Regions from separate parts of the Homo sapiens genome. Here region 2 is linked to region 1. A link is an interaction called in ENCODE POLR2A ChIA-PET data of the cell type or tissue named here. Cell type or tissue: OCI-LY7. All regions are shown on one strand. Links, peaks and the distances in the headings refer to the core of each region. The heading gives the core; the rest is flanking DNA.

Evidence for each region. ChIA-PET counts read pairs that join two places held together with the same protein. Peaks named below come from ENCODE experiments on the same cell type or tissue, not always from the same donor. Only the 100,000 strongest peaks of a DNase experiment are listed, where the experiment ranks them.
Region 2: POLR2A ChIA-PET joins it to region 1 with 12 read pairs; 2 of 35 experiments call an interaction of 5 or more read pairs at or near these places.

Annotation. Positions count from the first base shown.
Region 1 is chr2:98,552,331-98,560,330 of GRCh38, forward strand. It overlaps INPP4A (inositol polyphosphate-4-phosphatase type I A), which reads left to right. Exons shown (of 25, transcript NM_001134225.2): 14 at 456-639; 15 at 1,941-2,159; 16 at 3,223-3,478; 17 at 7,133-7,165. Among named protein-coding and RNA genes, the nearest start is that of COA5, 52 kb to the right of the region's middle. RefSeq lists an enhancer at 2,044-2,544 and a silencer at 7,991-8,000. In OCI-LY7, for the core only: no CTCF peak of the experiment used is centred there; DNase peaks (open chromatin) are centred at 1,941, 4,521 and 7,461; H3K4me3 peaks cover 1,813 bases; H3K27ac peaks cover 5,774 bases.
Region 2 is chr2:97,826,587-97,839,781 of GRCh38, forward strand. It overlaps TMEM131 (transmembrane protein 131), which reads right to left. Exons shown (of 41, transcript NM_015348.2): 8 at 10,491-10,571; 9 at 8,189-8,339; 10 at 8,035-8,091; 11 at 6,779-6,840. It also overlaps the pseudogene HMGN1P36. Among named protein-coding and RNA genes, the nearest start is that of ZAP70, 120 kb to the left of the region's middle. In OCI-LY7, for the core only: no CTCF peak of the experiment used is centred there; no DNase peak of the experiment used is centred there.

The DNA of each region.
Region 1 (8,000 bases), core at 1-8,000:
TTGTTTGGGGACAAAGTCTAACACCCACTGCAGTCTCTGCTACACTGTGATAACCTGACCCCTTCTTCTGTAAATGGCCTCTATGTCTCCACTTAAGTACTGCTTATAAGTTAATAGATGAGGTTGTGAGGTGGAAGATTACGATCATTTGGGTGATTATGGGATATGATTGTTCAATACCTGTTCATACATTTACATACACAAGTAAAAATACAGATACATGCAAATACAGATAAAAGACTGAGTCATAGTTTAATATTTCAAGCTCCTGCCATATAGACAGGAAGAATCTCCTAAGATATACTTTGCTCATCAACAACTAGAGTAGCTTGAGAGAACATCCCTGAGTCACAGAACACTTCATCTTAGGGTCAATTGTGGCTGGGGTTGGAATGATGCTGTCATCCTTTTCAGATTCTGGAGAATCCCTTAGAATCCATTCTTATCCTTTCCAGTACATCATCTGGCTGCCAGTCCATAATCTACATACCCCAGGATGTTGTCAGAGCCAAGGAGATCATCGCCCAGATCAACACCCTGAAAACCCAAGTGAGTTACTACGCAGAGCGGCTGTCAAGGGCAGCCAAGGACAGGTCTGCCACTGGCCTTGAGAGGACACTCGCCATCTTGGCAGACAAGGTAGGAGGGGTGCCCTGCTACATATGGGCTGGGGAGTTTCCTTGGGTTTCTGGAAGCCACCAGGCAGCCCAGGTGTACCTAAGATGGTCCACAAAGAGCGTGACATTGGGATGACTTTGAAGGTCTACCTTAGGTCCATTTCGCACAAAGGCCCAGGGAGGTTTTGTGATTTGTCCGCAGAGCTGGACAGACCAAGGGCAGAGCCCAGGGCTCATGACTCTTAGGTGCAGCTTCAGGCACATGTGCCCTTCAGCAAGTCCATGGGGCTCATTTTGTTGAGGGTGATACAGTTCCACTTCTTTCTCAGTAACAGCCTAACTAGCACTTTTTTTTTTTGGCCACATTTCTATTTTAGTTGAATTTGAAAACAGAAACTGAGCTATTATACAGACATAAGAAGAATATAATTTTATTGGCTTACATATAGTCAGTAAACCAGCTTCTACTTAGCCATAACTTGATCCTGGTTTTAAAATATGTAAGTATTAATCCCTACTGAGGAAGTGGCTATTATCAGACCCTTTTGATGGATGATACTTTTCCCCATTACTTGGTCTCTCTCTCAGCGCACACAAACACGCTCTCATACACACACACACGCTCTCATACACACACACACACCCCAGATTCTGACTATACCTCCACACTCACACTCACTGTGCTGTTGAGCTGCTGTTCCTGATCAGAATGTGTTATATCCTTCACAGGTGTTCACACAGCATAGAGTGTGAGGTGGGGATTAGATCCCCTGGAAAAGAAAGATGTAGTTGTCAGCAGTAACATTATGAACCACAGAACCCGTGTTGCATGCAGAATTCTCCAAAACCAGACATGTTGTGCCAGGAGGCCAGCTACCCAGAACCCAGAACTTGAGGTATTAGATGCTGAGGAACAAAAGATAAGACTTACACAATTGAACCAAAGTAAGGCCTGACCCCTGGACACTTGTTCCCTGGAAGGTGGAAGTCTGTCAAGGCTGGGGCAGTGGGCTCTCTCTGCAGGCCCCTCCCCTAGCAATCACAGGTCAGAGGTAGGCAGGGATCAGAGAATGTCAGAGATTTCTCAACCTCTTCTCTTCCTTGGTGGGAAATTCTTGTTAAGATTCAGCCCAAGTGGGCCACATGGCAGTCTTTGTACTCAGACATCTTGAGGGATGTAGCCCTTCAGTTGCTTTGCACTGTGGAGAAAGGCAGAGGGGTGCAGTGCTGGGCTTTAAGCCCATTCTCCATTTCTGAGATAAGGCAGGGGCCTCCCCAGCCCCTGGCCTGGGCTCAGCAGCCTTGGTTTGTGTGCACCTGCAGACACGGCAGCTGGTCACGGTCTGCGACTGCAAGCTCCTGGCCAACTCCATCCATGGGCTGAACGCTGCACGGCCTGACTACATTGCCTCCAAGGCCTCTCCCACTTCGACTGAGGAGGAGCAGGTGATGCTTAGAAATGACCAGGACACCCTCATGGCCCGGTGGACAGGGAGAAACAGCCGATCTTCCCTGCAGGTGGACTGGCACGAGGAGGAGTGGGTGAGTCTGCTGCTGTGGCTGTCATCCCACTGCTGAACTTGGGCTGAAAACCACAAAACCTGTTGCCAGTCTCTGCCCCTCTGAAGTGCCTCAAGGTTCAACTGCTGTGAACAAGCTCCAGGTTTCCTTCCTGGATGGCTCCTTGGCTCCTGATGCAGGGAGGGAGGAGACTGTTTTCAAACCCTTGTGTCCAGATAGGGGTAGGGCTGTGCTGGGGGCTGGGCCAGCCTCAGACCTGGATGAAGAGGAAGACAAGTGGGTTTTCCTCCCGTGTTGGAGGTCTCTCCTTCCCCTGCCTCCTGTGCCTTCTATGGCCTTGGGATGCTTGAGACCAGTCAGTGCTCTGTTTGCTGTTAGATTTTCCAGGGCTATGTGTATTTGGGGACGTGGGAGCTCTGGTGCTGGGGCAAGTAGATATGGATTTTGGAGCTGCCGCCCTGACATTACATCACATTATTGTTCCTCAGAGAATTGGCCCTGGGAGCAGGATCTGTGTTTCTTGAGGGAGTGACACATTGTACAACTTGTTTTTACCATTTATTGAGACTACTGCTTAGAGGCATTGTTCTACAAGCACTGAACTATTAATCAGCAGCAAAGTCCCATCCTATACACTGTGCGTGTTTCTGCAAATCACTCCCAGACCTTCCTCTCCTCCTCCCCACCTCCCCTATCGAAATTTCTGTTCCCTTCTATCAAAAGGAGGCCTCCATTTTGTCTGTGTGTGATGATTGTAGGAAGTCTGCAGTGGCAAGAGGAGGAGATGAGACAGTGCCCTGTGGCCTTTCAGGCAGCACTGGAGGGCCACCTGGCCTCCAGAAGAGTTACTAGCAAACATCTCCCAAACTCTAAAAACAATGGCCGCAGGACATCGATTCATCGTTGAAAAGCAAATGCAACTTTAGTGGGGAATTAGGAATCATCTTTATATTTCTAAACTTTGAGGTATTTTAACAAGTGTGGAAGCCTAGGGCAGGGGATCAGTGGAGGGCGATTTGGTTTGTGTTATGTTTGTGTTTCTGTTCGGGAGAGCTGACCCACATGGGCCCCTTTGATTTGGAAGGAGAAAGTGTGGCTGAACGTGGACAAGAGCCTAGAGTGCATCATTCAGCGTGTGGACAAGCTGCTGCAGAAGGAGCGGCTGCATGGCGAGGGCTGTGAGGATGTCTTCCCCTGTGCAGGCAGCTGCACCAGCAAGAAAGGTAACCCGGACAGCCACGCCTACTGGATCAGACCAGAAGACCCCTTCTGTGATGTCCCCTCCTCACCATGCCCCTCCACCATGCCCTCCACTGCATGCCATCCTCATCTGACCACACGTGCGTATGCATCCATGCTTCCCATATGCTGCCTCCATTTCACCTTGTGCTGCTTCCATTTGTCTGTGTCTCTGACTCCATGCCCTCCTCCCCCATGCAGACTGCAGGGAGGGCTGCCAGGTGGAGCGGGGGCGTCCCAGTGCATGGAGCAGCAGGCAGTGAGAGCGGAGTCTCCGGTTGCCTTTCCATGTAACTGGAGCCCATGTGTGATTCTGCATCTCTGCCAGTCAGAATCTCAGGGTCCTCTTGAGATACACCACCATGGCTATAAGGGTTGGGCTCCTGGGCTTTTCAGGTTTGTAAAGCAATCTGAGAACCTGAAGGAGGCCAGGATGCAGATGCCTTTCTGATGTGATTGTCTATGGCATTAGGAATTGGTAGAATGAAAGGGGAAAGGGGAATTGTTCAGGGACACAGCTGGATGAGAGATATTGGCAGGTCCAGTGGACATGTCTAAAAGCTGGTTGGCATTGGCTGGGCACTCTCTTATGCAGCAGAGGCATGTTGCCTTGGGACTTGGTAACACAGAGAATGGGACCCTGTTCCTGGGCTTCTGGTGGTCTGAGTCAGGTGGTTTGGCAGGACCCTTCAGGGTAGGACACTGGCATGAAGCAGCATGCTTCAGAACAGTCTCCTGTCTGCAGAGACACAGCATACCAGGACACTGTCCTGCAGATGGCCTTAAAGCTGGGAAACAGTCCCTGCAACTGAGATGTCTCCGCCTTTTCCTGTAAGAGCCATAGAGTTACAAGCTAGGCAGCTGAGACTTGCCCACAGACCTAGCTTCTGCCTCCTTTTTGTTCTCCTGTGGGAGTTTTAAGTCATAGTAGGTAAGGCCCAGATGTGCTGGGATTAAGCTTCATGTGATGAGGGCTTTTAAATTCTGAATTGGAGAACTTCCATTCAAGGTATAAGCGTGCCTCTTGGTCAGAGCCTCTTGGCAAATCCCCCTTCAGGTTGTAAGATGCCCTTTGCCTCTTTACTCTGCCTGCAGTCTGTTTCCAGGGCACTGTCTCACTTGAGCCTCTGTCTCGACAGTTATCACGTCACCCATCTCTCCATCTATGGGGGATTATGGTTTCACTTCCCCACACCTGTGATTGGCTCATGGAACTATTTTGTCTCTATTCATGTTCTCTTTTTTATGTGAATCGTGTTCCTTTTTAAAATTTTCTGAAAATTCATTGTTTATTTCTTTTTACTTTATTATCTTGTTTGTGATTTTAAATTTTTCTACAGATAATGAAAAGGGTAATTTATTGGCTGTTTTAAATGTGGGAGCTAGTTTATTTCATCAGATGGGATTATATCCCTAACTTAAGTGTCATTTTTTTTCTAGGCACATCCTGTATTGTTTAAATATAGATACATTTTTATTCAGTTTTAAAGTTAGTTAAGTGAGCATTTATATATGCTATTTAGGGTTTGACTTGCGTGTGCCATAAAAATCAGCTGTTGTAATAATGGGAATGTGAAGCTTACATTTGAGAGAGTCTAACTCTGCTGATCAGTACTCAAATGTATGAAACCATATGCCACCAAATTATCTGTGGATGGTCCTTAATTTAAACATCTTTAGCACAGCCAGGAAGCTGTTCAGTCCTCAGTGTAAGTAGGAGGATCAGAAAGAACCAGTCTGTGAGCTATTTATTTTGGTGAGTCTTGTCCACAGTGCCACAGCATGGCTCTGTCATGACTTTTTATACCATTCCAAGTTACTGGAGCCATTGTTTTGGCTTAATGAGCAGGTATGTTCACACCAACATATTTATTATGTGAGAATAACTCTGTACTGCTCTGAAAGGCATCATCACTTTTCATTCCAGTTCTCTACCCTGTCCTAGGTCCTTGGTTTTTATTTTTCACCAGGGAGCTGCCCTGCCTCAGAGCTGCCCTGCCCTGATCAGAGAGCACTGTCTGGCAGGTGAGGGTCACCCAGGGCCAAGGCCTTGTGGGGGACCCACTGACAAGTCCCTGCCAGCCAAAACCACAGAGGCTCCTCAAACTTCCCTTCTTCTCATCTCTCCAAAAGTCTCCCATCCCCCTCCACCCCCGCCTGCCAAGGTGCACCACTATCGCCCCACCAGGATTTGGTGGCTTCCACCGCCTTCCTCCTGTACACTCTGTTGCTCTCCTCATACCCAAAGAGATGGTTAGACCAAGTTTTTCTTAGTCTGGGGTCTATGGGTACACCCAGGTTCTTGTACCCCTGAGATTATGTGCTGGAATTTGCATGTGTGTACAGAGGAAGTCCAGAGTGGTCACCTATTCTCAACTCCATGACCTAAGACAAGTTACAAGCCATTATTCCAGGAGTACCAGAGAAGACCCCCTTTTTCTCCCCTTTGATTGAAAGATGAATTTAGCAAATTGGGTTTAATCCCTGATGCCTTCACAGGAATGGTCCCAACCTAGCTGTTTGGGATCACCACAGAAGCTCATAAAACAGGCTCCTAGACCTTCCTCCTCATTCATAAGCTCAGAATCCTAGAAGAGGGGTTATGGGGAGGCAAAAATCTGTATTTTTTCAAGGCCTCACATAACCTGATTAGCAGATCAATATGTAAGAGCCACAGTTCTATATCACTGTGGGTTTCTATCTTTGTTAGCAACATGGTCTCAGGGCATCTGGGTTAACGAAGAGGTCGAACTCTTGAACTTGCAGATGCCTTTGTATTCTCTTTCCCCTTTGCCAGTTTGAAAAGTCACTTCCAAAGACGATTAGAGAGGAAGGATCCTTTGCCCCTTCTTTACAACCTAGGTTGTAAAATCCCCATAAAGCTGGTTCTGGCTGTTCTTGGGGATCCGAGACCACCTCATTTCCACATCCTGAAGACATTGTTTGAACTGAAAAGCTCAGACATAAATTAACATAAATGTTTTCTTCCATGATTCCTTTTCAAACTTGTTTTCTCTTAGATGGTGCACCCAGTTAATGAGAAATTTTGGTTTTTAAGGGAAATACGAAATTGAAGTAAGTACATCCCAGTGTGACTTAGTATAGGTGAAATGGAATCAAAAGTGGTATTCTTTGAGGACCTGAAGGGACATTCTAATTGGAGACTACCCCTAAATCACAAAACTTAACATTTGTTTTAAATTTGGGAGATTGGCATAGAGTTTTTTTTGGTATACTGGTTTCATTCCTGGATCTTAACACTTTGGATCTCAGCAGTCGATCCTGAGCCCAGGCTTCCCCGGTGAATCAGAGCAGTGGGACTGACCGTGGAACACGCCGTGTACTGGTCAGTCTCTCTCCTTACAAGTTTGCTTCCAGATGCCGCAAGCCAACGCGGGGCTCTGCCACTACAATGTGATTTATGTGGGTGCTTTTTTCTGTGGCATTTATCACATTGTAATAAGCTAGATCGCACATCCCGAAGAGCATTTTATGTTGAACTATTGGCAACATGAATGTTTAAGCTGGGGAATCTGTCATTGTTTACCACTGAGAGGGCTTGGCTGCCTTGGAGCAGCCAGAGTACTTTCGTGAGCCTTCTTGGGGAAGAGGCAGCCAGGCACCCAGACCTCTTTTCTGTTTGTTAGCCGCCTTACTGCAAGCTGCTGACGCAGCTGCTGCTCTGAGATTGAGTTGCTTGGTTTGAACTGTGTGCTGCTCCTTAATCATCCATGTCGCCCTCCATTTCTGTGCAGATTGCAGTCCCCCTCCTGAAGAGTCCAGCCCAGGTACGTGGTTTCCGTTCAAGGCTCCTGCTGATGCCCTTTTAATTGATACTCAGGTAGTGTTTTGTAGCTAAATTACAAAAGATTGCCTTATGATCCCAGAGTTGGGAAAGTATTCCAGGACCTCCTTCGTTGTGAGGCATAAAACACTTTTCGCAGGTTTGATGAGGGACCAGTTGGGCTGAGGAAATTGTGGCCTGAGGCAGACTACCACATGTATTTGTTTTACTCTTACATTCTAAAGTCTTTACAGATGAGCGTGTTGGGCTTCCTGAAGTGGTTGACCTGAGGTAGGGAGGTACACATCTGGACTTCCTGGGTGCAGTTTTAGAATTCTTACCAGACATTGCTATGGGCCTCAGTTGCAGTTAGTACCAGAAATGTAATCTCTTTGCTTCCTTTGCATGTAGAAACCAATGTTTATGGTTCTAGTTCAGGGGTTGGCAAGCTACAGCTCTGAGCTAAATCTTGTCCACAGTCTGCTCTTATAAATAATGTTTTGTTAGAAACCAACCTTGCCCACTTGTTCATGTATTGTCTGCAGCTGCTTTTGTGCAGCAGTGCCAGAGTTCGTTGCAGCAGAGAACCCGTGGCCTTCAAAGCCTAAAATATTTACTGTCTAGCTCTTTACAGAAAATGTGTGCTGACCCCTGATCTAGTTCATATTGAGTTTCCTGGGTATGGCTTGTGGTTTTGAGCATGAGTCCCCCAAATAATATGATTTGATGTTCTTTTTCTTACATTCCAAAAATCAGCTGCATGGTCAGTCTATTGCTTGCATATTTCTGACTGGTTATAAATGTAAGACAGCAGGATACTTTGTTGATGTCTAGAATGT
Region 2 (13,195 bases), core at 2,872-10,871, 720 kb before region 1:
GAAGAGACAGAGACAAAGAGGAAGTCAGAGAGAAAGAGAAACAGTGAGAGAGGGGAAGAGACAAAGAGGAAGTCAGAAAGAGAAAAAAAGAGAGACAAAAAAGAAGTCAAAGAGAAAGAAAAAGAAATGGAAGTAGTAAAGAAAAAAGTGTACCCTAGTCCTTTAAAAGCCAGGGTAAATTTAAAACCTATAATTGATAATTGAAGGTCTTCTCTGTAACCCTATAACACTCCAATACCACCTTGCTGTCAGAGTAAACAAGGACATAGCCTGAAAGCACTGAGGTCACTGACAACCAGTAGCCTTCCTATCAAAAATCCTTAACCCAGCAGGTTTCCTAACAGGGGATCTAAATCTTAACTAATTACTATACAAAGGTCCGACCAGACCTAGGAGGAACTCCCTTCAGGACAGGACGATAGATGGTTCCTCCCAAGCAATTAAGGGAAAAAGACACAATGGGTATTCAGTAAGTGATAAGCAAAAAAAAAAAAAAAAAAAAAAATTTTAAAATCCCAAACTTACAAGGTTTTCAACAAAAGTTTGCTAAAAGTTAACAGTGTTGGGGAGGAGTGGCAGCGGCAAGGCAGCCCAGTTTCGTGAAGGCTCTTGGCGCGCCGCGGCCCGCAGGCACCTGGCACGCGCCTTCCCCGCCGCCAGGATGCCCAAGAGGAAGGTCAGCTCCGCTGAAGCCGCTGCCAAGGAAGAGCCCAAGAGGAGATCGGCGCGGTTGTCAGCTAAACCTCCTGCAAAAGTGGAAGCAAAGCCGAAAAAGGCAGCAGCGAAGGATAAATCTTCAGACAAAAACGTGCAAACAAAAGGGAAAAGGGGAGCAAAGGGAAAACAGGCCGAAGTGGCTAACCAAGAAACTAAAGAAGATTTACCTGCAGAAAATGGGGAAACGAAAACTGAGGAGAGTCCAGCCTCTGATGAAGCAGGAGAGAAAGAAGCCAAGTCTGATTAATAACCATATACCATGTCTTATCAGTGGTCCCTGTCTCCCTTCTTGTACAATCCAGAGGAATATTTTTATCAACTATTTTGTAAATGCAAGTTTTTTAGTAGCTCTAGAAACATTTTTAAGAAGGAGGGAATCCCACCTCATCCCATTTTTTAAGTGTAAATGCTTTTTTTTAAGAGGTGAAATCATTTGCTGGTTGTTTATTTTTTGGTACAACCAGAAAATAGTGTGGGATATTGAATTATGGGAGGCTCTGATTGTCTCGGGTGTCAGCTTAACATTCCATAGATGGGGGGTTAGTTTTTATATCCTATAATACAAAGCATATTAAATGGCAATATGGAGTCAGTCCTGCATTTAATGTCTTGAACATTTTAAATTACTTCTATTACCATGTTGTTTTTTAGTAGAATTGTTTCCTAAAGAAAACCACTCTTTGATCATGGCTCTCTCTGCCAGAATTGTGTGCACTCTGTAACATCTTTGGTTGTGGTAGTCCTGTTTTCCTAATAACTTTGTTACTGTGCTGTGAAAGATTACAAATTTGAATATGTAGTGTACGTGCTATTGAGTTGTGAACTGGTGGGCTGTATGTAACAGCTGACCAACATGTGAAGATACTGGTACTTGATAGCCTCTTAAGGAAAATTTGCTTCCAAATTTTAAGCTGGAAAGTCACTGGAATAACTTTAAAAAATAATTACAATACATGGCTTTTTAGAATTTCGTTATGTATGTTAAGATTTGTGTACAAATTGAAATGTCTGTACGATCCTCAACCAATGAAATCTCAATTATGAAAAAAAAAAAGTGTAACATATATTATCCTAACTTCTAATCTTATGGAAATCAGACATAGGGTCTGTGCCCCTCAAAGCTCAAGTGTCTCAGCACAGGGCCATACAACTAACACCCCTACTTATAGGGTTAGAGATGGCCACTGCTACAGGAACCAGAATAGCAGGTTTATCTACATCATTATCCTACTACCACAAACTCTCAAAGGATTTCTCAGACAGTTTGCAAGAAATAATGAAATCTATCCTTACTCTACAATCCCAAATAGACTCTTTGGCAGCAGTGACTCTCCAAAACTGCTGAGGCCTAGACCTCCTCACTGCTGAGAAAGGAGGACTTTGCACCTTCTTAGGAGAAGAGTGTTTTTTTACACTAACCAGTCAGGGATACTACAGCGTTTACAGGAAAAGGCTTCTGAAATCAGACAACGCCTTTCAAACTCTTTCAATGCCTTTCCAACTCTTATACCAACCTCTGGAGTTGGGGAACATGGCATCTTCCCTTTCTAGGTCCTGTGACAGCCATCTTGCTATTACTCGCCTTTGGGCCCTGTATTTTTAATCTCCTTGTCAAATTTGTTTCCTCTACGATCGAGGCCATCAAGCTACAGATGGTCTTACAAATGGAACCCCAAATAAGCTCAACTAACAACTTCTACCAAGGACCCCTGGATCGACCCACTGGCCCTTTGACTGGCCTAGACAGTTCCCCTCTGGAGGACACTACCACTGCAGGGTCCCTTCTTTGCCCTTATCCAGTAGGAAGTAGCTAGAATGATCATTGCCCAATTCCCAACAGCAGTTGGGGTGTCCTATTTAGAGGGGGGATTGAGAGGGGAAGCCAGCTGGATTTCCTGGGTTGAGTGGAGACTTGGAGAACTTTTCTGTCTAGCTAGAGGACTGTAAACACACCAATCAGTGCTCTGTGCCTAGCTAAAGGATTGTAAATGCAACAATCAGCACTCTGTAAAAATGCACCCATCAGCGCTCTGTATCTAGCTAAAGGATTGTAAATGCACCAATCAGCACTCGGTAAAAACGCACCAATCAGCGCTCTGTGTCTAGCTAAAGGATTGTAAATGCACTAATCAGCACTCTGTAAAAATGCACCAGTCAGCACTGTGTCTAGCTAAAGGATTGTAAATGCAACAATCAGCACTCTGTAAAATGGACCAATCAGCGCTCTGTAAAATGGACGAATCAGCAGAACATGGCGGGGAGCCAAATAACGGAATAAAAGCTAGCCACCCAAGCCAGCAGAGGCAACTAGGGTCCCCTTCCACGCTGTGGAAGCTTTGTTCTTTCGCTCTTAATAAATCTTGCTGCTGTTCACTCTTTGGGTCCGCACCACCTTTAAGAGCTGTAACACTCACAACGAAGGTCTATGGCTTCATTCTTCAAGTCAGAGAGACCAAGAACCCACCAGAAGGAACCAACTCTGGACACACAATGAAGGCTTGACCATTTTTCAATATGCTTAAAGGCTAGAAGTGGGAGTTCATCAACAACAAGCACAATATTTTTTGAGTGTTATCAGCCTGTACAACACCAAGCCAGAAATAGCAAAGCAAGGATGTTTGTTAAAATATAGTCACTATTAGTAAGAATTTAAAATAGTTGATGAAATTTTTTTCATGTGAAACACACCACTTTAAGATTTTCCTTACCAGATAAAAACTTTACATTAGTATTGCTACCTTAAAATACGCTGCAGTAATAACAAAGAAATATTCAACTGAAAACTCATGTTTTATACAAATGGTCTGAATTCTTCACTCATTATCAGTTAAAAAAAAAAAAAAAAAAAAAAAACCAAACCCAAATTGTTAAAACCCATTTTCCAGGGAAACAAAAAGCCAACAAACAAACCCAAGACAAAACACTTAAGTAGCTGGCCCATTCTGGTGGCTTTAAATGACAACTCATACACAATCAACACCTTGTAGTAAGCATATTTATACAACAACCTGTTAGTGACTATTGCTAACTCAAAGATAATCAAGAAGTATAAAACTATTGCAAGTTTCCCAGGAAAGGCAGTTCGCAAGCTTGCATATGTTCTAAATATAGTTCTAGGCTTTTCTCACAACATTCAGACCCAACTAATGCTCAGTAACCCTCAAGTGAAATTCAACGGTCCGGAACATTCTAAAACTGCTTATAAAAGCACTTGAGCAAATAAGGAAAAAAGCACTTTCAGCATTTAACATTGTATTTCTAATAATTTGTGTATGAGTTCACTAAAGCATATGTTAAGCTGATATTATGATTCCGATTTGTTAATTACCAAGGGAAACCTCATGCAAACATTCCTCTGAAGGCATCTCAGGCAAACTTACTCCATCATTTATACAGCACTAATGTTTTGTAAATGCTGAGGAAAGCCATTTTCTCAAAGTTGCATTATAGACATATTAGGAGAGTTTGGACCTGCGCATCCTGTCTGTTAGCAGTTGAGGAACTTCTATTTGGAATTGCTTGCTTTAGTAATCCTATATTTAGAAAGAGAATGAATTCCCTGAAGGGGAATTTAAAAAAAAGATCTCCAGCTTCTAGCACTGCTTAGCAAATCCTGAAAATTCTATGTTTGTGAAACAAAAGGAGACAGGAACCTTTCTAAATATCTATAGTCTCTAAGCCTGGTGAATTATGCAGAAAATGCTGAAACACACAGGGAAAACCTTAAGAAGAGCTCTGAAAACTCAGTTTCCACGGTAGGTGGGCTTGCCCCATAGCTGATAAGGTGGGAAATCTAAGCCACCATCATTTCTCAGGCTGATTGCTAAATCAGATCCCAAGTGGTCTCCTTTGCTTTCTGCCCTTCCATGTCTGTAAGTTCACTCTCCACAAAGTAGCTACAGTGACCTTTTACAACACATAAATCAGATGATGTCACTCTCGTTTAAAATCCTGTAATAATTTCCCATTACACTTAGAATAAAATCTAAATATCTCCCAGAGTTCCAGAGAGCCCTGATAAACAGTGAGCTTGATGGGGTAGGGAACCCCAGTGGTCTGATTCACTGCTGTATTCTCAGTCAGCATAGCAGCTAGCATACAGTTGATGTTCATTAAATATTTATTGAATGGGTGAATGAAGGCGGGAATAAGAGAAAACTACCAAAACACTGGCAGAGTTTGGGCTTTGGATATTATAAAAGATACACACATAGGTAGGTACAGATGTAGGTACAGATGTATTATATTAACAGATATATAGGTTTTTAACAGAAATAGACTATGCAATTAAAATGATATATTCATAAAGATGTGATTGCTAAGTGACACTGTATAATATACTTTCATGTTTCACATACCTCTTTTTTTTTTTTTTTTTTTTTTTTTGAGACAGTCTCGGTCTGTTGCCCAGGCTGGAGCACAGCGGCGTGATCTTGGCTCACTGCAGCCTCCACCTCTGAGGTTCAGGCAATTCTCCTGCTTCAGCTTGAGTAGCTGGTACTACAGGCACATGCCACCATGCCCAGCTAATTTTTGTATTTTTGGTAGAGACAGGGTTTCGCCATGTTGGCCAGTCTGGTCTTGAATTCCTGACTTCAAGTGATCCACCAGCCTCAGCCTCCCAAAGTGCTGGGATTACAGGCGTGAGGCCACCATGCCTGGCCTATTTTTGCATTTTTTATAGTTGTGTAAGTCACTTCCAAAAAAAAAAAAAAAAAAAAAAGCAGCTCTAACTCAGCTTTCCTATCTAGAAAACTAGGACCACTGCACCATATAGGTATTAAGTAATACATTTATTACATAGCAGTACTAGCATAGTGCCTGACCCAGTAAGAGCAAAAATGTTCACTTACAATATATCCTAAAACTCCTTAGTGAATAAGAAAAAGGACAAACATGGGCCTATTTAATTCCATGTCATAAGTGACCTGAGTACTAGTTCTTCATTCACATTCTTAGGGTTAATTGCCAATTTCATTTTCCTATAATATGTTTATTGAAAAAGATACTTGTTTCAGTCCATTTATTGTACGTAAAAAGTTAGGCTGGTTTGCTTGGGCTAAGTAAAGGCACTTTCCCATCTAGGAGAAATGCTAGGTCAGATATGAAGACAATGCCTGCATCCCGGTCCCACTAGTGAGGAAGGTCACTGCGCATCAGAATGTGGTTACCTGGGAAGACCATCTCTTGCTTCCTCGCTGGGGTTTGTATATTCTTCTCTCTTTGGTCTACTCCACCAGCTGGTGATAAAATCTGGGTATGGCCATCGATGGACAAAGGTCCCTTAAATCTCAAGCCCACATGATCTATATTTCATTTTGTCAGTTCACTGAAGTTAAGTTTCTGGCATCAGCACAAATTATAATAAAAATGTCCTATTTTCCTATATAATGATTACACATGTATATATCTTGGGGACCTCATCAGGGAGAGACGTTGTGGGCCAAGGCAAAACTTAGATATCCCTTTTTTTCCTAAAACTATCTAACGGCACCTCAATTCCATATGGCCTAAAAGTTACTTACTCTGTATGTATGTGTGAGGGAGAGAGGGCCTTAGTTTATAATGTGCTGCCTACGGTAACTCAATAACTGCTAGTTAGGGAGCCTGTGACAAGTGTTAACAGCACTTTACCACTACCTACAACATTTTTTTTGCTTATTTTCTTCCCAATTCATCTGACTCTTCTTCCTCTTTCCTGCCCATACCTTAACTCCAACAACCAAATCTGATGAAATCCTTATAACCTGTTTTTCTATACACATGGCCCACAGATTTTAGGATTTATCAGAACAGGCCTTTTATATGACTGTGCCTGTATAAGAAACTCATGAACTTTGGTTCAAACTTACTTTGAAAAGATTGCCCATTTCTCTCTCATCCTTAAAATCCGGGTGGCTGGGGCAGAACAGGTTTCTCACATCACACTTAGAACCAAAGTGTCACCAGGTCATCACCAAATATAATTATTTTAGAATAAGGGTTTAATTATTTTTAACTTTGTCATACATTTAAAAACAAAGAATATATAAATTAGGGGAAAAAAGAAGTAAAAACTTACTGTTATTGGTACATCTTTTGTTCCTGAATTTAATAAATGAAGGTTTAAAACTTTTGGTAGATCTGTTAAAATTGAGGAAAAGAAATATTTCTTAAAAAGGTGCTTTTTAGCCAAGTTAGAATCTTTACCTTATAAGATATCAAATTGAAGCTATCAATTTGTGAAATACAATGACAATAAGATTAATAAAAAGAAACATTAGGTGGTAATTGCTTTACTCATAAGGACATTGTGTATTATAAGAACTGTTCCCTCTTAAACCAGATTTTTGAAAACCCCAAAATATATACTTTTTTTTTTTTTTTTTAAATGAGACAGAATCTTGCTCTGTCACCCAGGCTGGAGTACAGTGGGGCATTCTTGGCTCACTGCAACCTCAGCCTCCTGGGTTCAAGTGATCCTCCTACCTCAGCCTCCTGACTAGCTGGGATTACAGGCATGTACCACCATGCCCAGCAGACTTTTGTATTATTTTTTTAGTAGAGATGGGGTCTCGTCATGTTGGCCAGGCTAGTCTTGAACTCCTGGCCTCAAGTGCCCTGCCTGCCTCCACCTCCCAAAATGCTGGGATTATAGGCATGAGCCATCATGCCCAGCCCCCCAAATATTATTTTTTTGTGAAGTCAGACATTACTAATCTTTTAGCTTTCCAGCAAAACATAATGAAGCAAATTAATAATTTACAATGTAAAAATATACTAACAGCAAATCTAATTTTTAAACATATGGTCTTCAATCTTAACTACATATTATTATATATAGTCCATATACATCCCAAATTACAAGTGCTCTTAGTTTTTCCTTAGCAAAAATCTTTACTTAGTTGTTTTTAATTTCAGAATTTGAGTTTTCTGAACAGCTGCAACAAACTTTCAACATTTTGTCAAAATGTAATTTAATAACTCATATCTAAACAAAATCCAGAAGTAAAAATCAAGATTCAGCGTAACTGAACTGATGAGCAACTGGATTAAGAAACTAGAAAACTATTTTCTGCCTCAATCTTCCATTTAGATGACTTAAATTATCCCATGGCCTTGTTTTCCAACCTGTTAAGCAATGCCACCCACCCCTCAGCGGAATGGGGTATAAACCTGTAAAGGCGCTGAGTCTGAAAAGGAGATTTGTACAAGATCATGCAACCAACTGAGAAATAATGTTTAAAGCTGAATTACATAGTAGAGCCATTCAGCACTGAATACAGGGGTTAAAAAAAAAAAAAACTCCATAAAGACTCTTTTAAAAGATTTTTTTACCTTGTGTTCTTAGTGTACCAAAATCTAACATTTCAGTTGAGGAATAAATTCCAGGAGCTTGGAAAAAAGAAAAGTCAACAATTATTTTTCACTTTGCCAGAGTAAGCTATACTGAAAACAAAACAACTTTCGATTTCATCAGTTTTCCACTAACCTGTTGTAACTTCAACCTCAACAGGAAGAATGATAAACTCTGTGCTGTCTGAAGCATTAGTCTTTATTCTTATGAAGGCTGTGTGATTATCTGCTTCTCTAGATGAAAAACTGGCTCTCATCACTCCCTTGGTTTCATAAGGAGGAATTTCCTGACAAGTTAACAGACCATAATGTAGCACAGCTTTTGTAATGTAGCAAAACCACCATTTTTTATTGAACTGGATGACACTGACTGAAAGATGAGTATTCTATATACCTATTAATAAAAAAAATGCATTGCTAATTAAACCAATATGTAACACACACTCCATTTCTGGAGAACTTTAAAATGTGAAAAATGTGCTGTTTAGAATTGATGAAATACGATATGTAAGGTAGGCAAAGCAAAAGAAGTCAAATGATCTGAAAACAAATTGTCAGTTACAAAATCACCATTAAAAGGTAAAACTAATCTACAAAATCAGTTATTTTTTAATATGCTAGTTAGTGGTGTTTGGGTATATAACTCAGTCTTGAAATTTAACCAACAGAAATGTCACCATCAGAGGTAAATACTTTTCTAGAAGTCCACAAGAACCTTCATAAATGATAACCAGCAGGGCTTACACTGCTCTTTCATGGAAAACTTAACAATGCAAAGCTTCTCAAGTAAATCCACAGTTTACCAACTGCATTCATGTAAGACAGCATACATTTTCAGTCCCGTAATGAGAGAACATTTATATACTAAAAGGAAGACTTACTGGAAAAAAAATTTTGAGGAGTAATCTCTTTCCTGGTTTCAGAACAATATGGCTCCCTGGGACTGCCTGAATTTCTTCTCTGCACAAACCTTTCAGCATATTTTAGGAGATTCTTGTGTTCTACAGCTTAGTGGCCTTCACTTATCCCTACTCTCTTTTTTAGTCCCAAAGTAGAAAACAGGTGATTGGGACCCTCCTAAGATTGGAGGGATGGACCATCCACTCCCCAGCTCTAGGGAGTTGACTTGGTCTCTGGGGTTTTCACCTATACACCGAAATAGGCTGGAGGTGAGGTCACAGCCCATTGGCTTTTTTCTCAGTCTAGGTTTGTAGGAATAAGAACTACCATATCTTTTTTTGCAGCCACTAGGACTATAAAAACATGCTATTCTCTGTTATCATTATCACTCTTGACTATTTAAAAATCTGAATTCTCTTAGGTTTATTTATTAGATACCAATTATGTTTCACAGGAAGTTCTTAGTTCTGTCTAGAATAATATATACAGATATAATAGTCTGAATTTAATCCTCTGAAGGATTGTTTTATAGATGATTTTTCCCTCAAACACCACAATTTCAAGGTGAAACATTTTTGTGAAAGGATATAAATGAACTGTCCATTGCATATTTCTTTTTGCTGGTTGTGTTTCTATATTCTGGGAATTAACCAAATAACTGGCTGATAAATTTGTTTCTAGATGTTCATATTAACATTCTAAAAACATAATCTCCACATCTCTTCTGTGGTCAAGACTGGTCAGAAGACAGAATCAAGAGGCTGTGTGTGTGTAACAGCAGTTAATAAAGAAACTCTGATCCTCAAACCTTACTCCTGGTTGTAAAATTTGTGTTCCTCCATTACAGATGAGCAGTGATCTGAGTGAGCTGGATATGGAACTGAATTGACCACAATTGCCTTCTCCCTCTTGAATTAAAGCATGGTAAACATTTTTAAAACTCACAAATGGCAAGAATCTTTATAAATAAGGTTCTCTTACATATTCTTTAATTTGGTTAATATTGTTAAATATTCAACAATATTGAAGGTGAACACAGATCACCTTCAAGAATTAAAATTTTTCTAAGTTATCGCAGGCACTTGACTAGGTTCTCTCTGCAAATGCCATCTCCTTTACCAATGGTGAATCTGAACATTCAATTACTTACCTTCAAAAACAAAACAAAAACATAATGAATGCTTCCTACATTTTTTTAATCATTTACATTTTTTTATGTGTAAAGCACATCATAAATTATCAGACTCAGAGACAACTTTACCCATATAATTCGGAGGAAGAATAGCTGAAGTTACTTTCTTTCCATGTAGTGGGGTAGAACTCCCACCAATTTTACTCACTGCCCTTTCCAAAAATTACTACTTATATTCTTTCCTCCTCCAATTTTCATATATACTTGACATAAATTAACATTAAGACAACGATTAAAGAGAAGTCATCCATATTTGTTAAGCCTATTAAGGAGTTAAATATTTTCTAATTTAAGAATAATCGGTTTCATGGGAGCACACACAAGAGAAAACTAGGTTACAACTCACCCACAGTTTTCTGGTACCTCCTTGTTGACCCGTTGGGAGTTCTAGGTGAAGGTCTCCTCCACTAGAGTACATTTCTACAACCTGGGGCAAAAGAGCACATGATGGCTACGTTCAAAGTCATATTCTCAAAGCAGGTGACTTGCTATTACACAGAAATAATTCTGACATCCTAACTGTTTATCACAAAACATTTAAAGATATAAACGTAGGATATGTATAATATCACTAAATTCAGTGCTCTGTATGTGTAAGCAATAGTTGTATTTTTAATTAAAATAAGGTAACTTTGAAAATTTAACTTAGAAACAGTGTAAGTACCATAGTTGTTCCAGAGACCAGATTTTAGAAAGTAACAGGATACTTATTTTTCTTTTTTCCAAAGGGAATCACTTACAAAAATTACCAAGTTTTGGAAACATAAATTTTGTATTTCTTACAGTAACACAAAGTGCTTCTTTATCCATACATTTATAACAAGAGCCAGCAGTGGATCAAATAACTACCATAATTGTGAGATGGGGAAGAGTAAAAATATTTGAGATATATACAAAATAACTCTAATGGAACATGAAAATATGTGGTTTCTACTGGTAGCAAAAATATTTCTGTGGCTTATGCCTAAGCTTACTTTTTTTAAACAGCTTTATTGAGTTATTTATGTAAAATAAATAATACATATTTAAAGTATACAACCTGATGAATCCTGACCTATGTGTTTGGGCATAAAACCATCACTGTAATTAAGATATTAAATATATCCATTATCCCCAAAAGCTTCCTCATGCCTTGTGCAATCCATCCATCCTTCTCTGTCCCTTCCTATTTCTAGGCAACCACTGATCTGCTCTCTATCACCTCAGACTAGCTCATATTTTCTAGAGTTTTATCTAAATGGAATAATACAACATATACTCTTGTGTCTGGCTTCTTTTGCTCAATGCAATTATTTTGAGGTCTACCACTTTGTTTATGCATTAATAGTTCACTTCTATTTGATGACTATACCGCAGTTTTTCAATCCACACATTAATGGGACATTTGAGTTGTTTCCAATGTCTGGCCATTAAAGAGAAAGCTGCTGTGGATACTGAGTACAAGTCTTGGTGTGGTCATCTGCTTTCCTTTCTTTTGGGTAAATATATATACACAAAATGGGTCACAAGGCAGGAGACCTTCCTTTAAAGGTAAGCTAACCCTAATTCTTAAAAAGAAAAAATATATTTAATTCAATTAAATTTGGGGTGAAGTATGAGAATGGGTGGAAACGTTCACTTGTTTCATCACAAGAAGTCCTCCAGGAGTGAATAAAAAAGGATAAAGCAAGAAAAATGGCAATTCTTAAGCTTAAACTTTTTTTTTTTTTTTTTTTTTTTTTTTTTTTTTTTTGAGACGGAGTCTCGCCCTGTCGCTCAGGCTGGAGTGCAATGGTGTGATCTCGGCTCACTGCAACCTCTGCCTCCTGGGTTCAAGTGATTCTCCTGCCTCAGCCTCCTGAGTAGCTGGGATTACAGGCACATGCCTCCACGCCCAGCTAATTTTTGTATTTTTCGCAGAGATGGGGTTTCACCATGTTGGTCAGGCTGGTCTTGAACTCCTGACCTCGTCATCCACCCATCTCGGCCTCCCAAAGTGCTGGGATTACAGGCATGAGCCACTGCGCCTGGACCCTTAAAGGTTTTTTTTGTTTGTTTGTTTTTTTGGCAGGGGCCGGGGAGTTGCTGCTGTAAAAGTAATGCATTTACCAAAGACTGATAAGCTATAGATTTTCTTTGTATATTATTACTTGCCTGCTGATTTGTTACAGTGCTCATCTATAGTGCTTATTGTGTTAATAATAATAGCACCTTAAATGATAGGATGACTATAGAACTTTTTCTGGAAAACCAGAAAACATCACACATTATTTCATCAATCCTTCCAAGTATCAAGCAAACAAGCATAACAATGCTTGAAAACAGAAGATTAGACCAGACTCAGTGGCTCATGCCTGTAATCCCGGCACTTTGGGAGGCCAAGGTAGCGGGGATCACTTGAGCCCAGGAGTTGTAGGCCAGCCTAGGCAACATAGTGAGAGTCTGTCTCTACAAAAAAATAAAAAACATTAGCCAGGTGTGGTGGCGTGCACCTGTAGTCCCAACTACTCAGGAGACTGAGGTAAAAGGATTGGTTGAGCCTGGGAGGTCAAGACTGCAGTAAGCCAAGATGGCACCACTGCACTCCAGCCTGGTGTCTGGAAAACCAACCAACCAACCAACCAACCAACCAACCAACCAACCAACCAACCAAAAAAACCCCCAGAAGATTAAAAAGTCGCCTACTGATAACAGAGAAAATGAATAAAGAAATAGAGACAGAAAAAGTCTAAATTACAAAGTCAAACAAATAATTACACTAAAACTAGGAACCTGACACATTCTTTATTTTTAGTCCAGTGCTATTTGTTCTAATTTAGTATAGTTTAGGAAAAAAAGGAAGCCAAACATTATGTACAGAATATATTATGTGTAAACAAATTCCCACAATAAATGTTTCTGTGCCCACATACACGCATGCACAAGAGAAAGGTCTAGAATGATACATACAAGGTGGCAAAAGTGGTGTCCACGAGGAAGGGCTTGGACTGCAACTATGCTGTCTATGCAATAGCTATCAGCTACATGTGGTTATTTACATTTAAATTAGTTGAAATAACATTTTGGCCACCC